3 separate regions of the Homo sapiens genome follow, and regions 2 and 3 are each linked to region 1. A link is a loop called in an ENCODE intact Hi-C map of the cell type or tissue named here. Cell type or tissue: HCT116. All regions are shown on one strand.

The links. Peaks named below come from ENCODE experiments on the same cell type or tissue, not always from the same donor. Only the 100,000 strongest peaks of a DNase experiment are listed, where the experiment ranks them.
Region 2: it touches region 1 in a loop (5-fold over the local background); 3 of 110 quality-filtered maps call a loop at or near these places.
Region 3: a loop joins it to region 1, with 8 times the contacts of the local background. A loop is called at or near these places in 3 of 110 quality-filtered maps.

What each region holds. Positions count from the first base shown.
Region 1 is chr2:226,650,312-226,655,311 of GRCh38, reverse strand. No RefSeq gene overlaps it. Among named protein-coding and RNA genes, the nearest start is that of MIR5702, 6.0 kb to the left of the region's middle. RefSeq lists a silencer at 4,839-4,928 and enhancers at 4,885-5,000, 4,286-5,000. In HCT116, no CTCF peak of the experiment used is centred here; a DNase peak (open chromatin) is centred at 2,721; H3K4me3 peaks cover 837 bases; H3K27ac peaks cover 5,000 bases.
Region 2 is chr2:226,754,426-226,759,425 of GRCh38, reverse strand. All of the region lies in intron 1 of IRS1 (insulin receptor substrate 1), which reads left to right. Among named protein-coding and RNA genes, the nearest start is that of IRS1, 43 kb to the left of the region's middle. In HCT116, no CTCF peak of the experiment used is centred here; DNase peaks (open chromatin) are centred at 395 and 3,115; H3K4me3 peaks cover 1,863 bases; H3K27ac peaks cover 5,000 bases.
Region 3 is chr2:226,992,300-226,997,299 of GRCh38, reverse strand. It overlaps RHBDD1 (rhomboid domain containing 1), which reads right to left. Exons shown (of 9, transcript NM_001167608.3): 9 at 1-1,869. The coding sequence ends at 1,778. It also overlaps a transcript of COL4A4 not described here. Among named protein-coding and RNA genes, the nearest start is that of RHBDD1, 160 kb to the right of the region's middle. RefSeq lists enhancers at 1,342-1,843, 1,023-2,222. In HCT116, a CTCF peak has its summit at 2,320; DNase peaks (open chromatin) are centred at 1,469 and 2,309; H3K4me3 peaks cover 1,334 bases; H3K27ac peaks cover 3,107 bases.

The DNA.
Region 1 (5,000 bases):
AAGGACTTCCATCTTGATCAACAGGACTTCCCTATTAATTAACTTAAAGTCAACTGAGTAGGGAACTTAATTACACCTGCAAGATCCCTTCACACTGGCACCTGGATAAGAGTTTGCTGAATCACTAGGAGAAGGTAGGTACATGCTATAATATGGCTGCTGCCCCCTTTCCATCCTCCTTCCAGGAAAGGATATTCTTTGTAGGCCATGCTAGCCAGAAACAGACTAGAAAGAGAATTCTGGGGATTGTAGTTCAATTGATCCAGGTTGAAAAGTCGCAAAGCCAACACAATAACAAACCAAAGCCCACCACTGAAATGTCTTTCTCTAGTAATGTATTTCTCTGGTACCTGTGCAAACTTTCTAGTCATTGCAAGAGGTACTTGAGCAAACTGGACAAACTGATTGGTCACCATGAGTTTACTCCTAGCATTTCTGCTATCAGGTTCCAATGACAGAGCTTCTTTGCACACTGGATCTTGTGGACTGGATTTCTGGAAGATTCCCAGAGAAGTTCCACATTGAGAGTGTTTGTTGATAGATAGCACAGGTGCACATCTCACAGTTGAACTCGAGGTGTTTAACCATTTTAGGCAAAAGCAAAACAAAGCACAAACAGCCAAAACAAACAAAAAGGGGCAACTGTAGTGACAATAGTATAACAAGACCAACAGCAACACTAGAGAGTTATTAGTTCAAGTTTTATATTCTTCCCAGGACGACTGGGATTATTTGCTAACAGGGAAAGAAACAAGGGATGGCAAACCTGAGTACAAACCAGCCATTTACCTTTACCAGGCATCAAATATTCCTTTGCCCTTTTGCCTGGCACAATATCCAAATAAGTAGTTGTATTAGAGTTCTTCAGAGAAACAGAATCAGTAGGATGTTGTGTGTGTGTGTGTGTGTGTGTGTGTATTTATTGTAAGGAATTGGCTCATGATTATGGAGAATGCCAAATCCCAAGATCTGTAAGTTGGCAAGCAGCTGGAGATCCAGAAGAGACAATGGTGTGATTCCAGTCTGAAGGCTGGCAGGCTTCAGACCCAGAAAGAGCTGATGCTTCACTTTGAGTCAAAAGGCAGGAAGTAACCAATGTCCCAGTTCAAAGGCAATCTGGCAAGAGGAGTTCCCTGGTATTTGGGGGAGTTAATCTTTTGTTCTATTCAAGTCTTCGATGGATTGGATGAGCCCCATACATGTTAGGGAGGGCACACTGCTTTAGATGTTAAAGTCATCCCAAGACACCCTCACTGATATGCTGAGGATAATGTTAGACCAGATATCTAGGTATGTCATGGCCCAGTCAAGTTGGCACGTAAAATGAACTATCACAGTAGTTTTAGTTTACACCAAGCATAAAAGAAAATCCCAGTTTCCCAGAGGAGCACGAGTACTCATTTATCAGGATACCTGTGTTTTTCCTCTGGCTCTCTCAGCTCAGGGTATTCCAACTACGCTTTCCTTCATGCCTCCACTCCCAGTTATTTGCCCAGAGACATAAAGCTGAGCTTTACTACAGTCAGTTACTTGGGACAGCTGTCTACTACTCTGGGAAGTAGTAGCTATCTACTACTCAGGCAAATAGGATTATCTCCCATCTTGAGAGTACCCAATAGTGGGAAGGCTGCCATGAAGGAACATCAGGCATTCTTGCTGTTGCTCTGATTTGTCTTAAACAGAAATGCTGCACTCAGTCAGTGCTGACTATGATCTGTCTTGTTGGTTTAGCTAGTGGGGCATTAAGGAGCATGTGGGAGAGAGGGTTTTGGTGGATTGCAAAAGTGGCCACAATTTTTTATGCCTGGATTTGACTCTGAAACTCCTCTTATCAATAGGTGGAAGTGATTTCCCCACTTCTTGAATCTAGGCTGACTCTGTAACTTGCTTTGGCAATGGAATGCGGTGGAAATGGCAGTGTGCTAGTTTTGAACATAGATTCCAAGAGGCCTTGCACCTACCTTTCTTGCTCCCTTTTGGAACACTGCTCAGATAATTTATGAACAAGCCCTGGCTAACCTATGGAGGATGAAAGATTTTGTGGAATAAAGACTAGCCATTGTAGCTGATACTCTTCTAGACCAGCCTACCTCAACTGGCTTAGCAGCCAACCACAGACCTATTTACAAATCCAGCTAAAACCAGAAGAACTGTCCAGAGGATCAGAGATCACAGTTCTATAACCAACCTGAAGAACTGTGAGCTAAATAAATGGCTACCATTTTAAGCAACTATGTTTTGTAGTGGTTTCTTATATAGTAAAAGCTAACTGATAAGGAATGCCTGGAGTGGCATTCCTTATATAGGTTCCCTGAGCATTTTTATGGTTCCCAGCTTTGGAGTAAAGAATTAATAGAGTATTTCTTCTGGCAGAATCAATAGGTTTCTTCCCCCTAGAATTTTTTCTGATGTAGCCTAGCTCCTAAATTCTCCTGACTGGCATATGTATAGACTTAGGTTGTTTGATAGGATTTTCAAATTTTGGCATAGAATCCTGGATGACATAAGTCCGTGGGCTTTGAATATCTGTTTCAGTAGCTCTTCCATGAACCCTGACTTCTCTCTTTTCCTTGTTCAAGGAAACGCAGGTTCTAACTGGCCAACTGGTCGAGCAGTTAATAACTACTCTCATTTCCTACTGCATTCATAATTTACTGTTGAACTTCCTTGACCTCAATGGCGTCACAGATTTGAAGAATTACAGAGCTGTTTAGTGGAAGTGAAAGAACAATTTCACAGGAGATTCATAGATTTTGATGACTATGAATCATATCTTAAGAATTTGTGGCTACCTTTGAAGCACAAAACCACGGGATGTGTCTGAGTTACTCAGGATCAATGTTATTTCTGTGGTTCAGTTTCCCAAAGATCTGACTGAGCTGAAAATGGACCATGCTCACCAAGACCACTGGTAAAAACTTTGGGTATATTAACCAGAATTATTTTTAAATTTCTGGCCACACTGCCAAAATCTTGCTGAACTTTGGGTTTTCTTGACTTTGTGGAAGTGTTTCTTTCATGGAACTGCTGGGATCAAAACTGCATCTGTCTTAGGGATGCAGATTGTGGCTGGGAAATGAGATGTGTCTTAACTTAAAGAATGTCTGAGCTTCTTCAGAGTAGCTCAGTTTAAAATGTTTTCTTATTGACTGATTGAGATGTGCAAGCGGCTGCCACCTGACTTGTAAAAATGGATTTTCAAGTGTATTTGTTTTTTAGATAGCTTCATACTGAGTGAAGGAATACATAGCCTGGAATTTCCTCTAATTATAAGCCTAATCCAGTTAGTGCACAAATCTGGCAGATATTTTAGTGTAATACAAATTAATGTTTTCGTTTGCTTCACCTGATTTGTTTAGTTGAAACTTAAATGTGTTTTAAATGTGAATTTTTAGTAACTATGTATCAATTGCAACGATCAACAATTTTTTGGAGAAATCTGGTAGCTTTACTCTCCTATAACCTTGCATGTTTTTGAAATATTTTCTACTATGATTGCAAAATGATACTACTCTTCAACTGACAAATCACCTTCATCCTTTATCAAAAACATCTTCCTCTAAGAAGCCTAGTTTCAGTTTGGCAGAAGAGAGAGGCTATACGTTTTTAAGGGGTGACAATATGCTTTTAGCTCAGCCAAGCCTGGTTTATTAGACCTTCAATTAAAATAATGAGTTCAATGGCTATTTAGTTTATTAGTGTTTGTAGTAGTAGTGATGGTAGTAGTGGTAGTAGTACTACTAATTACATTTATTGGGCACTGGGTAAGACTAAGTAAAATTAGCTAGGTCATCTCATTTAATCCTCATAGCAATTCTGTGAGGCAGGCATTATTATTATCCCCATTCTAAGATGAGGAAACTGAGGCACAGTGAAGTCAGATGACTTCTCCAGGTGGTAAATCTAGAAAACAGAACAGTTCAGGCCCAAACAGTGTCATTTGACTCAAAACTCACAGTTGTCCCAAAATACTATACCAGCATACTGTCTCTTACCTAAATAGATTGTCTCGCTGTAATAAAACATGAATGGCTAGTGGCAACTCTTTTTGAGCAGGCAAAATGGATGCTTAAAACTTAATGTCAGTCATTCTAACTCTGGTTTAAGCACCATTGTAGGTGGGGTCCTGGAACAGGTTATGAAGAATGGTTATGAAGAATGATGTCAAGTCTGCCATCTCTACTGGATCATGCTCTGAAAGATCTTTTAGAGTTTAGACCCATTCATGGCAAAATGGAATACCCTAGAAGTAGGGGAGAGAGGCAAAAAGAAAGGGAGAGAGACTGAGAGAAAGGGAAAGGAAAAGAGAGAGAGCATGCTCCATCTTTACCACTATCAAGGAATCATTGACCATCCTACATCTCTCCAGGTCCTTCTCAGTGACCCAGGACATCTCAGTACAACGTAGTATTTCAGTCTCACTGCCTGAAATATTAAAGGTCAAAACACATTTTAAGGTGTTATCTCTTTCCTGTCTCATTCTAATCAATTTTGTACATAGCTGGTTTCATTTGAACTCAATCATTGTGATTTGCCCCTTATGGGCAGCTACAATTAATCAAGTGCATGTTAGTCAACATAGTTTGTGTACACCACATAATGAAAATCCCATGAAATTTAGGCATTTTGAATGTTTTAAGAGCAAGCCTCAGTGAGACTTCCCTTGCAGAACCGACTTCCCAGCTGGAGGGAGATGCATGGCCCATGCCTTTCCCAAACAAATGTGTTTGTGACATTTCCCTGTGTAAACGCTGACTTTGTTGGGGGGAAATCTGTGGTGCCTGGAGAGATGGGAGAAATAGATTTCGGAAATGCTAATCTAGGGGAGCAATCCGCAGTATTGCAGCCTGCTGGGGCTGTGTTCTGCATGCTCCCCACAGCTGCCTCTGAGCGAACTTATTGACAAAGGCGAAGGAAGCTTACAGTGCACCAGGATGACTCACTCCACGTTTACTGGGTGGTTCACACGGCTGCCTGCTTGCCGGAACAGGAAGGCCCTT
Region 2 (5,000 bases), 100 kb before region 1:
TGGGGCTGTGTCAAAATCCTTGAAAACTTCAGGCTCAAGAACCCAGAGCTTATTTGACCCTTTATTAAGTGCTGGTACTATATTTAGAAGTTTATTTGCTGCAAACCTCTGTAAACATTTTCTCCAGACTAAACGTTTTCCTTTGTAGAGAGAATTTTTCCATTTTCCAGCATGGCATTGTAAAAATCTAGCAACCATATCTCACATTTATATAAGAAAGCATTTGGAATTGTCTTTCAAAACCACATGGGTGCCTAATGAATATTACTTGCTAGTTTGTGACTTTTATTTGTGTTTTGAGGCTTGTGTAATCCCTTGCACCAGCCCCGGACACAGGCAGTTTTGGATATTAGAGCCGATTTTTTCATTATCCCCCATTGGGCCTCTATGAGTCATACTCTGGACACAAATAGAAGTGAATGTATAATCACACAACCACTTATTCCACAGTTACTGGGCAAAATAATTTGTAATGTGCAATGAGCATCTTTGCTAAAGGAATTTACAAGAAGGTCTTGAAAGACAGTACCTGTATCTATCTGTAGAGCATCACAAATTTCACTTCCTTGGATATTTTAGGAAGGGTAGGTTGGGTGTGTCCTGTCTGGCTAATTTGGAGGTGGTTTCCATTAGCATCCAATCATTTAACCTCATCCCTTCACTGACACCTTTTTTTTTTAAACTCCCTGTAAACATGATGCCTTTTATGTTTCATTTCCACATTTCTAGCAGTAGATACTTGAGGCACATAGAGATATCTTAGAAAATATTGTGTATCATCACAGCCTCTTGGAAACCAAGAAGGGGATCAAAGTAATTGTCTGATTCATTATAATTATTTCTATATTATATCAAAGTTTAACCCTCTAATAAGAGGAAAATTTCTACCCAAGTCTAAATATTTATATTTAGGCATTCAAATTTTACATTTTCCTGATATTCAACTGTATATTGGGAAAGTATTTAGGCTAAAAGGTAATATGACATTCTGCTTAATGTTTTAGAAAATAAAGGTATTCGATTTTCACTTATGGTGTTTTTATGATTTTAGACTTACTCATCACGTGTTTGGTCATGGTAGTGGTCATGGTAGTAGACTAATGATATAGCTGCTGTTCTAGAAATTTAAAATATTATTTTTGTCTCATTCTTCAAGTATTATTTAAAATTATTTGTGCAGTAATAATTTATATAACATTCATCCACCAATTCCATGAAGTAAAAATAAAACAACCTTCATACATGAGTCCTGAAATGTGAAGAATCGTTTTCTGAATTCAAATGGAATCTGTGAATAATTAGGGGAAGAAGCTGTCTCTCCACTTTTTAATCCATTTTTTTGTCTCTGCCTCTCTCATTTTCTTTTCCTTCAAAATCAGAGAAGCAAAGAATTCTTTTGACACATAAATGTTTTGGCAAATTGTAAATTATTGATATGTTAGTATTTTTCTTATTAACTACAAACCATATTAGAAATTTAGGGCTAAAAACACAAATGTGATATTCTTAAATAAAACATTTTGTTGTTAATTTTTAAATCAACTTTTCTATTCTAAAATATGTTTCTTTTGCTTATGCCTATGTATCTTTTGTTGAATATTTTATCAGAATGCTTTGTGAATAGCAAAGTTCAAGGGAAAAGGCTTTTTGAGGGAAAATTTTAATGCAGTATTTCTCAAAATGTATTTTACAAGATGTTAGAGTAGTTAGCACAGATATGAAATGAAAACTACATATTTTCAGATTATAAGTGTAGGAAACACATGGTTAAACAAAATATCAAGCTCTAATATGAGATGAGAGATGTCAGGAGGGAGATATTTCCTAAATGTCTTTGGACACAAGACTCTATTTCTTTCCTTGGCTCACTGCAACCTCCACTTTCGGGTTCAAGCAATTTTCTTGCCTCAGCCTCCTGAGTAGCTGGGACTACAGGCACACCCCACCATGCCTGGCTAATTTTTGTATTTTTTAGTAGAGATTGGTTTTTACCATGTTGGTCAGGCTGGTCTCGAACCCCTCACCTCAGGTGATCTGCCCACCTCAGCCTCCCAAAGTGCCAAGATCACAGTTGTGAGCCACTGTGCCTCAGCCTCACAAGACTGTTTCTCATGGAGCTCATGTTCTGTAGAACATGTTTGGGAACTGCTGGCCTACTGAATGCCCAGAACCAGGGCTCCAGGAGAGTTCAAACCGTACCATCCTCTAGTAGTGAAAGCTTCTTGCTTAGTGTATTATAGGTACCCTCAGATGTTGTATGACTTGCAGTCGTTGTCATAAATTATTAATTGCAGTAGTTTATAAACAGTCAAGTATATCTGTGCTTCTTACACACGCACTTTGTCATTGGAAGCAAGCACATAAGCAGTTAGGCCTCTCTTTGGCTACATACAGCCTGTTAGGGAAAGCAGCCATTGTATTTTATTTATTTATTTATTTATTTATTTATTTATTTATTTATTTATTAGACGGAGTCTCACTCTGTCACCAGGCTGGAGTGCAGTGGCGTGATTTCAGCTCACTGCAACCTCCACCTCCTGGGTTCACGTGATTCTCCTGTCTCAGCCTCCCGAGTAGCTGGGACCACAGGCGCACGCCATCGTGCCCAGCTAATTTTTGTATTTTTAGTAGAGACGGGGTTTCATCATGTTGGCCAGGATGGTCTCTATATCTTGACCTTGTGATCCACCCACCTGGGCCTCCCAGAGTTCTGGGCTTACAGGCGTGAGCCACCTCGCCCAGCCAGAGCCATTGTATTTTAAAGGAGACAATTCTGTTCTTCCTTATAACCTATCCCAGTTGTGGATTGAATCCCTGAGCCTTAGGTCACGTTGCTATTGTTCTGCATCAATAAGCATATTATAATTGATCAATAAGTCATCTGATTTAAAAAACCATGTGTCCTAGTTGTGTTCTAAAGGGAAAATATGTTAGTTTGTTTTTTTTCTTTTCTTCATCCTCATTAAACCTTGGGCATGCATTAACACCAGAGCCAGTTCTTTGGATATCAAGACTTTGACTTGTAGTGGCAGGGCTCATGTTTACCTATAATCCTTGGAGATTTTTGAGAGATGGTGATTCACTGACTAGGGATGTTTCACCACCTTCAAAGGAGCATATATGTTTTGATTCAGTGAGGTCAGCGATACCAGATTTTAGCAACAGAACTTTCAGTCAGATGAGTTGGTGACTCACCTTGGCTTGTACCTTAGACATGCGGGTATAAGATAAATGCTTTCTTAATGATAATTCAGGGCCCCTAAATCTTGTATCTGCCTGAACTTACTAGCCTTCTTACCACTGATATTAATTTGCTGCTTCTGATGGAAGTTGGCCTGTATTATGTTAAAACTTAGATCCTTCTTAGAATGAAGTATTTCCCTTTATAAGGCTGAAAGTGAGTGCATAAAGTCTGTGAATGGGCATTGTGTTTTGAAAGCTTTCTGCCAACTGCTTATCTCTTGAATATGTTACAAACTAGAATTTTAAACATGTGGCTCATCCGTGCTTCTCTCCCATATACATGTATGTTTTTGGGAGGAGGAGCTCCATGCTCTTAAGCTTTGCTTTCTGTTGGATTAGCATTTTAATGCTTGAAGGCAGTAATTTTAAAAATGGTTCTTGGTATGGGGCCACCCAGTTTTTAAAGCCTGAGTGTCAGTAATGAGCTGAGCAGTATTTGTGGGTGGCACTAATTGAAAGAGAAAAGGTACTGAGGGAAAGGAATACAAAGTTGTGGGGAGGGGAAGGATGGGATGAAGAAACAGACTTCCCCCAGTAATTGAACCTAGTTTCATCCAGCTTCAGAGCACCCAAGTTTAACTTGAAAAAGCTTTTTGGATTATTTTGATTTGTTAAACCAGTTGTATTCTATGCTCTATAATAAGGAACATATATATTTTAGATTTTTGTGTACACAGATAATTAACACACTTAATTATAGCTCTCAGTTTGAGCCATTCAGATGAGTTACTGCCAACTAGAATGATGTGCATAAACTTAGCTCTGTTTATATGTAAACTGTACAATATTTTAACGTTAACGTCATTGTTTTCCCCTTCTCAAAGTACAGCATGTTTTGATCTACAGAGGGAATATTTTTAAAAAGTGGATGTCTAAGAATGTAAACACTGGGAGGCGAGATGCAGCTGTTTATGATTTACTTTTTAATCTTCTGTTCTTTCGTGGCTTCTAACGTCAAAGGACTTTTATTTACCTGTTATAGCATATGGCTTATGACTTTATAAGTATGCCTTTTCTGGTTTTTATTTTGGCTTTCTAAAAAAGGATGGAAGGACCGAAGGAAAGCTGTTGAATAAAAATATCCCCATGCCTACCAGGTCATGCAGTGTGGCAGGAGAGCTAAAAGGGTTTCTATTTTATGGGATCAATAAATGTCAGGCCTCACGCTTTACCTTTTGGCTGTTTGTGTTTGTCAAAATATTAGTCACACCCAGTTTGTTGTGTCTACCACTGTCTAGACTCTTCTGGAAATGAGATTTCATTTTAGTGTTTTTATAGGAGGACATATAATAAGAGATAAAAACGTGCTTTTATAATGACAATCTCTTTTGCAAGCTGTTTTCTAGAAGTGAAGGTATTTCTGATATCCAAGTGCCTATTAAGTGAAATGTTGTTTTAGCTGATTTAGTTTAGATTTAACAGAATGGCATTTCAGTATGTAATTTCTCATTACCTTTGTAAACACAAAGCTTACCCTGTTTCCTTTTATAAAAATAACTTTGTATATTCCAGTGGACTCTATTTAGATGAAAGATTTGACAGTACTTCCACCCATGCTTTTTATAGCATTGTCTATAAATTTTTGGTTAATAGCATGGATTTTGAATCCTAATTGTCCCTTTACTAGTTTGAGATCTTGAGGAATTTATTTACTCATCTTTTCTAAACCTCGGTTTTCTTGTGTTTAAAACAGGAATGATAATGCAGTCTCAGGATCGTGGCGAGAATGAAATGAAATAATGCATATTAACGCTGTT
Region 3 (5,000 bases), 340 kb before region 1:
AATTTGGGAGAGAGCAGTAACATTTAGCTTGAATATTTTAATTTAAACACATTTAAAGCTTCTAGACTCACAGGTACAATTTATATTATAAAGAAGATGTAGTTTTATATCAGTTATAAATTAACCAAAGGAGCTCAGATATTACTGGGCCAGCCAGGAGGCCAAAGAGCTCCCAAGGCTCCAGTGGTTTTCTTAGCTCATTTCCATGCAGGTGTCAAGGCCTCTTCCAGGTAAATTCAGATTGGATTTGGACACAAAACTCCATGGTCAATGTGCTCCAAATTTGCTGAATGTATCAACGGAAAAATTGATAAGACAATACCACCAAAATGTTAACCCTGGGTACCTCTAAGGGTAGGGCTACAGGTGACTTTAAAATTGTGTATGTATTTATTTGTATTTCTGTTTATATTGTGAATTTTCTCAATGGACACATAGTATTTATTTTTAAGTCTGTTTTCTTGACTATATGTTATTAAATATGTTTTCCTGATTGTAAAAGTAACACACACACATAAACACATCTTCCAAGACAGTAATATAAAATTATAAAAATGAAGAAAGCAAAATCCCATGTACTCCACTCCCAAAGATAACCCCTGCTAAGATTTGGGTATATTTCTTTCCAGATGTTTGCCTTATGCATCTGGAAGGCATATCTATTATGTGCATAATCAGAAAACTATATAAGTTGTAGATCAAAAAAGGAAGATCTTTTCCTGCTTCTCTCTTTTAAAATATCTCTGTTGACAGTAAGACATCAGTGATCTTCTGACTTTGTCCTTTTATTCATGGAACACAAGCACCAGGAAATGCCTTAAACGACTCAGACAGACAATCTGTGGATTGTAACGTGGCGGGGCCCAAGGGCGTGTTTTGGACATTTGGCTAGGACAAGTGGCTGGTACAATGGCCAATTAAGAGGCACTTTTATGAGGAAAAACATACTTTCTGCAAGATAGATCTCTAGTGACCGATCCACCAAATGCCTTCGCTCTACTCTGTATGTGGCATCTGCTGCTACTTTGCTGATGCGTTAAATGATGTCCTATCTCCTGGACACACAAGCTGCCACTGGGAAGGGGCTGGGAACCTACATTGCTGGTGTCACTGATACTAATGGTGTGTGTAGGAGTCTTCCCCACCTTAGGTCTTTCTTACACTTCTTCAATAAGACTTTCTATAAAGGCAGAGCAATACCAGAGCAGAGCGAAAGCCCTGCAAACACCAGCCAGACGCAGGGGCCCGAGGAGCTGAGGAGCTGAGGCGCCGGGGTTGGGGAGAGTAGGACAACATTCGGCCAAGGCAGCCACATCCTGTTCCTGGACAGCCACAGTGGCAATGCGCCAGGAGGACGCGGGGATGGCTCCACACCCGCTGCCAAGTCAAACACGGGGCACTCCAGGCAGAATGAGGGACTAATCTTCCCGACTGGTGTAAGTAAAACCTCCTGGTGAAGGTCACAGTCTTCAAAAGCAGACCGAGGCAGAGGCATCGCTGAGTCAGCAGTGAGAGATGGGAGCGTGGAAACTGGTCTCTTCATGGAGGAAGTGACCTGTTTATGAGCAAGAACAAGGCCAGGAGAAGGCCCACTCCCCGCAAGCTGTGAGTTGACTCATAGGGGCCATGGGACTGTCCCAGGTGATGTGAGCGATCTGGAGCAATACCGGTGTACTCTGCTTTTGTTTAAAATGAATTAAAATGAATTAGGGGCTTGGGGAATGAGCCAAATGGGCAATAATTACACGAATAGGCCATGTCTTCCCAAGATGCCACCTCACTGGCTATCGAATCTGTGAAGCCGCTGTCTCCTCATTTCTTCTGGTGAGAGATGAAACCCGTAGGGTGGTGGGCTATTTCTGGTATTTCCTGTAGTGAGAAAGCCAAAGGAAAAATCAATCATTCTGACGTGACAAGGCATGTGTACCCTAGGATTCCAAGGGAACAAAGTGATAGCTTGGGTGTCATCTTCATTTTAACACAAAACAGAAATATAACAAAGATTTTTCAACTTCAGCTGTCAGTACTAAATTTCAACGTCAAGTAAATATTTTTAGAGTGGTTCAGCCATGAATCTGATTTGACTCATTTTGAGGCTTCTTGATAATCTTCCCACTTGTATTTTTCCTTCCATCGTGCTCCATAATTTGCATCATTTAGGCTTACACAGTATCTCAAGGGCTTATTGTCTTTTTTTTTTTATGCCCATATATAACTTGTTGCCACCTTTACTAACTTCCCCACCAACTAGGCTGGTTTGGCTTCTTCTGATCAGCCTTTGGGTGCTCCTTTTCTTCCCTCTAATGTGCCGCCTCCTGCCCCAATGTGGCCAATAAGAATCATGCGTGATTGAAACACACAAGCAACCACTGGAGCAGAGTTACCATACTGATCAATATCTGGGCAGGTAAACAAAGATGTAGGCATCATATTTCAAGATCATATGAAGGACTGTGGAAATCGTTACTGAAAAGAGTTTCTTAGGGATGCAAACTTACCAAAAACACAGTTTGTAATGATACAAGAATTTCAATCACTACATAAGAAAGCATTCTCCCAGGCATCATGAGTAGTAATAAAGGGAGAAAAATACATAGTCCTTGATCTCAAGGAACCAGCAACCTAAAGGTAATGAAAGAGCTTCAATATTCCCCATGAGGAAACCAGGAAGACACATCACTGATAGATACGGGTAAGTAGAGGTTTACTTCTAAGCATGGGGACCAAAAAGGCTGTACCTTTTCACTACTATAGCTCTGCTAACCTTGGTAATTTGCACTGAAAGGCTCTCTCCCATCACCTACATCAACCAGAAGTCTTACTCACTCTTGTAATGCTAGGTCAACCCCGATAGAACCAATGGAAGAACTCTTCCCAATTCAAACTCTTCAGCTTTCGGCACCTTCCGTTTGTTTGTCTTCATTCAATCATCACCACATCCTGCCAGATGTGTAGGCATTTCTGCACCACTCTGTTCTCTCCTACCAGGATCATAAGCTCTAAAATGGTAGGGGACCCCCTGACCTATCTCCCTCTCCCCAGCATCTGGGACAGTTCTGAACACACAGTAGCTGTTCAATAAATATATGGACTTGACTCAACAGCACCTGCTTATGACTTCCAATGCTGCCCAGTGAGGTTCTGACACAACTCATTGCCCATGAAGGGAACTGCATGGAGGAATTAGAAGAGGCAGACTGGGAAGGTGCCCGCAGTCCAGCTCTCAAAAGCAGCAGCCAGCACACATGGCCTTGGACCCATTTGCAGAACCCAAATGTTCTGGCAGCACTAGCCTGGCTGGGAAGGGAGGGTGGGCAAAGCACAGTTAAGCCAGGAGGGAAAGCAAGTAAACAGTGGATCCCTCTTGCTCATTGCCCAAGAGTGGCACCTTTTCAAAGATGTGTCCATCTATGCATAAGCTGACATGGCAACTGTTAAAACCATAGTGAAAAGATGTTAGAGAAAGCAGTGGGAAACGGAGTCCGTCTTTTCAATCCACAGCTGAAGTTTCCGTTGTCAAAGAGAAATTCAAAAAAGCAGTCAAAGCCAACCCCTTTTTTATATTTTTGCTTCTCTACTGATGAAGATCCCAGTGCTTCCCCATAACTGATTCTCCTTTCCTGTTGAGAGCATGGGAGAATTATACCTCCCCAACCCCTGGTACCCTTCCTGACTAGAACACCCCAAAATAAACACCCCAAAAAACGTTTTTGCCATATGTATTTGTAAAGGAATCTCTCTTTGTTCAAAATGGTAAATGCTTTGAAATTACATATTCATGAATCAAATCACCAGTAGTTGATTGCTTAAAACTGTTTTATATGATGAGATCCAAATTCTCCTTTGCCTTTAACAGTTGTTTTTAAAAAGACTGGTCTTAATTGCACTTGTGAGTGCAGGCCAGGACTTGACACCTCATTCCAGATGGCCTGGGAACTCTGTTAGAACTAGCTGAGGGCAGAGTCAGAAGCAAGCTCGACGTGGCACCCTGACTCCAGGCCACAGGGCAGAAACCCATGGAGGCTGAAAGACTGCTGAGACTCCCAGAGGGAAACACAGAGTCCTCTGGTGTTTTCTTTAGCGTTTCTTCAAAAGAAAAAGCCCGCAGATTAATAATTTCCATGAAGGGAACTGCCTGGAGGAATTAGAAGGGGCAGACTAGGAAGATGCCCGAGGTCCAGCTCTCAAAAGGAGCAGCCAGCACACACGGCCTTGGACCCATTTGCAGGGCATTCGAGGAGAACCAGGGCTGAGCCAACCAAAGAAATGCCACATGCTGAAGTAGAAAACTCATGTCATGAGAAGAATAATCATCACACTCTTCTTTATAAAGCCCTTTCAAGGTACACTTCTCCACTTAGCTTTCACTCCCAATAGAATCATCTCAGTTTTGCAGAAGAGGAAACAGAGGCTCAGAAGGTGTTAGGGACACATCTGAGGTCACTGAGCTAGCATGAAGAACAGCGAACCTTCTGAGTCTTTTCCCACTTCCCCACGTGGCCATCGGTTCTCACACCGCAAGTGTTCAGGGTTGCACCTCTCACCATTCCCGCCCTTCCTGCCCAAACCCAGTGTCCCTTTTCTTCATGGATATGGACATGTGGGAAGCTCACTGCTATCTGAAAACAGAAAAATAAGAAGTTCCAGTCTAAGTTCTCAATTCTGTGGGACTCTGCTGATATCAAAGACGTAACTCTAAAGTTCCCACGTGGGTCTCCTTAAATTCCACTGGCTACTAGCATGGTTCGGCTTTCTAGAACCAAGAAGACCTTGGGTATAACAATACAACCCAAACCACAATAATGCCCGATTTGTAATCATGCCAGCTCTTAAGGGTATTTTAAATCCTTCCAACTCAGTGTTATTGATACAAAAGCCATCTTACTCTCTGAAGAATGGCCGAATTGCTTTGTTTCCAACTCTGAAAACTACACTGTTTTGAATATGAGTTGATCTGAGGAGAATGTTTTTAAGCATAAAAACTTATTTCGAAGAGAATC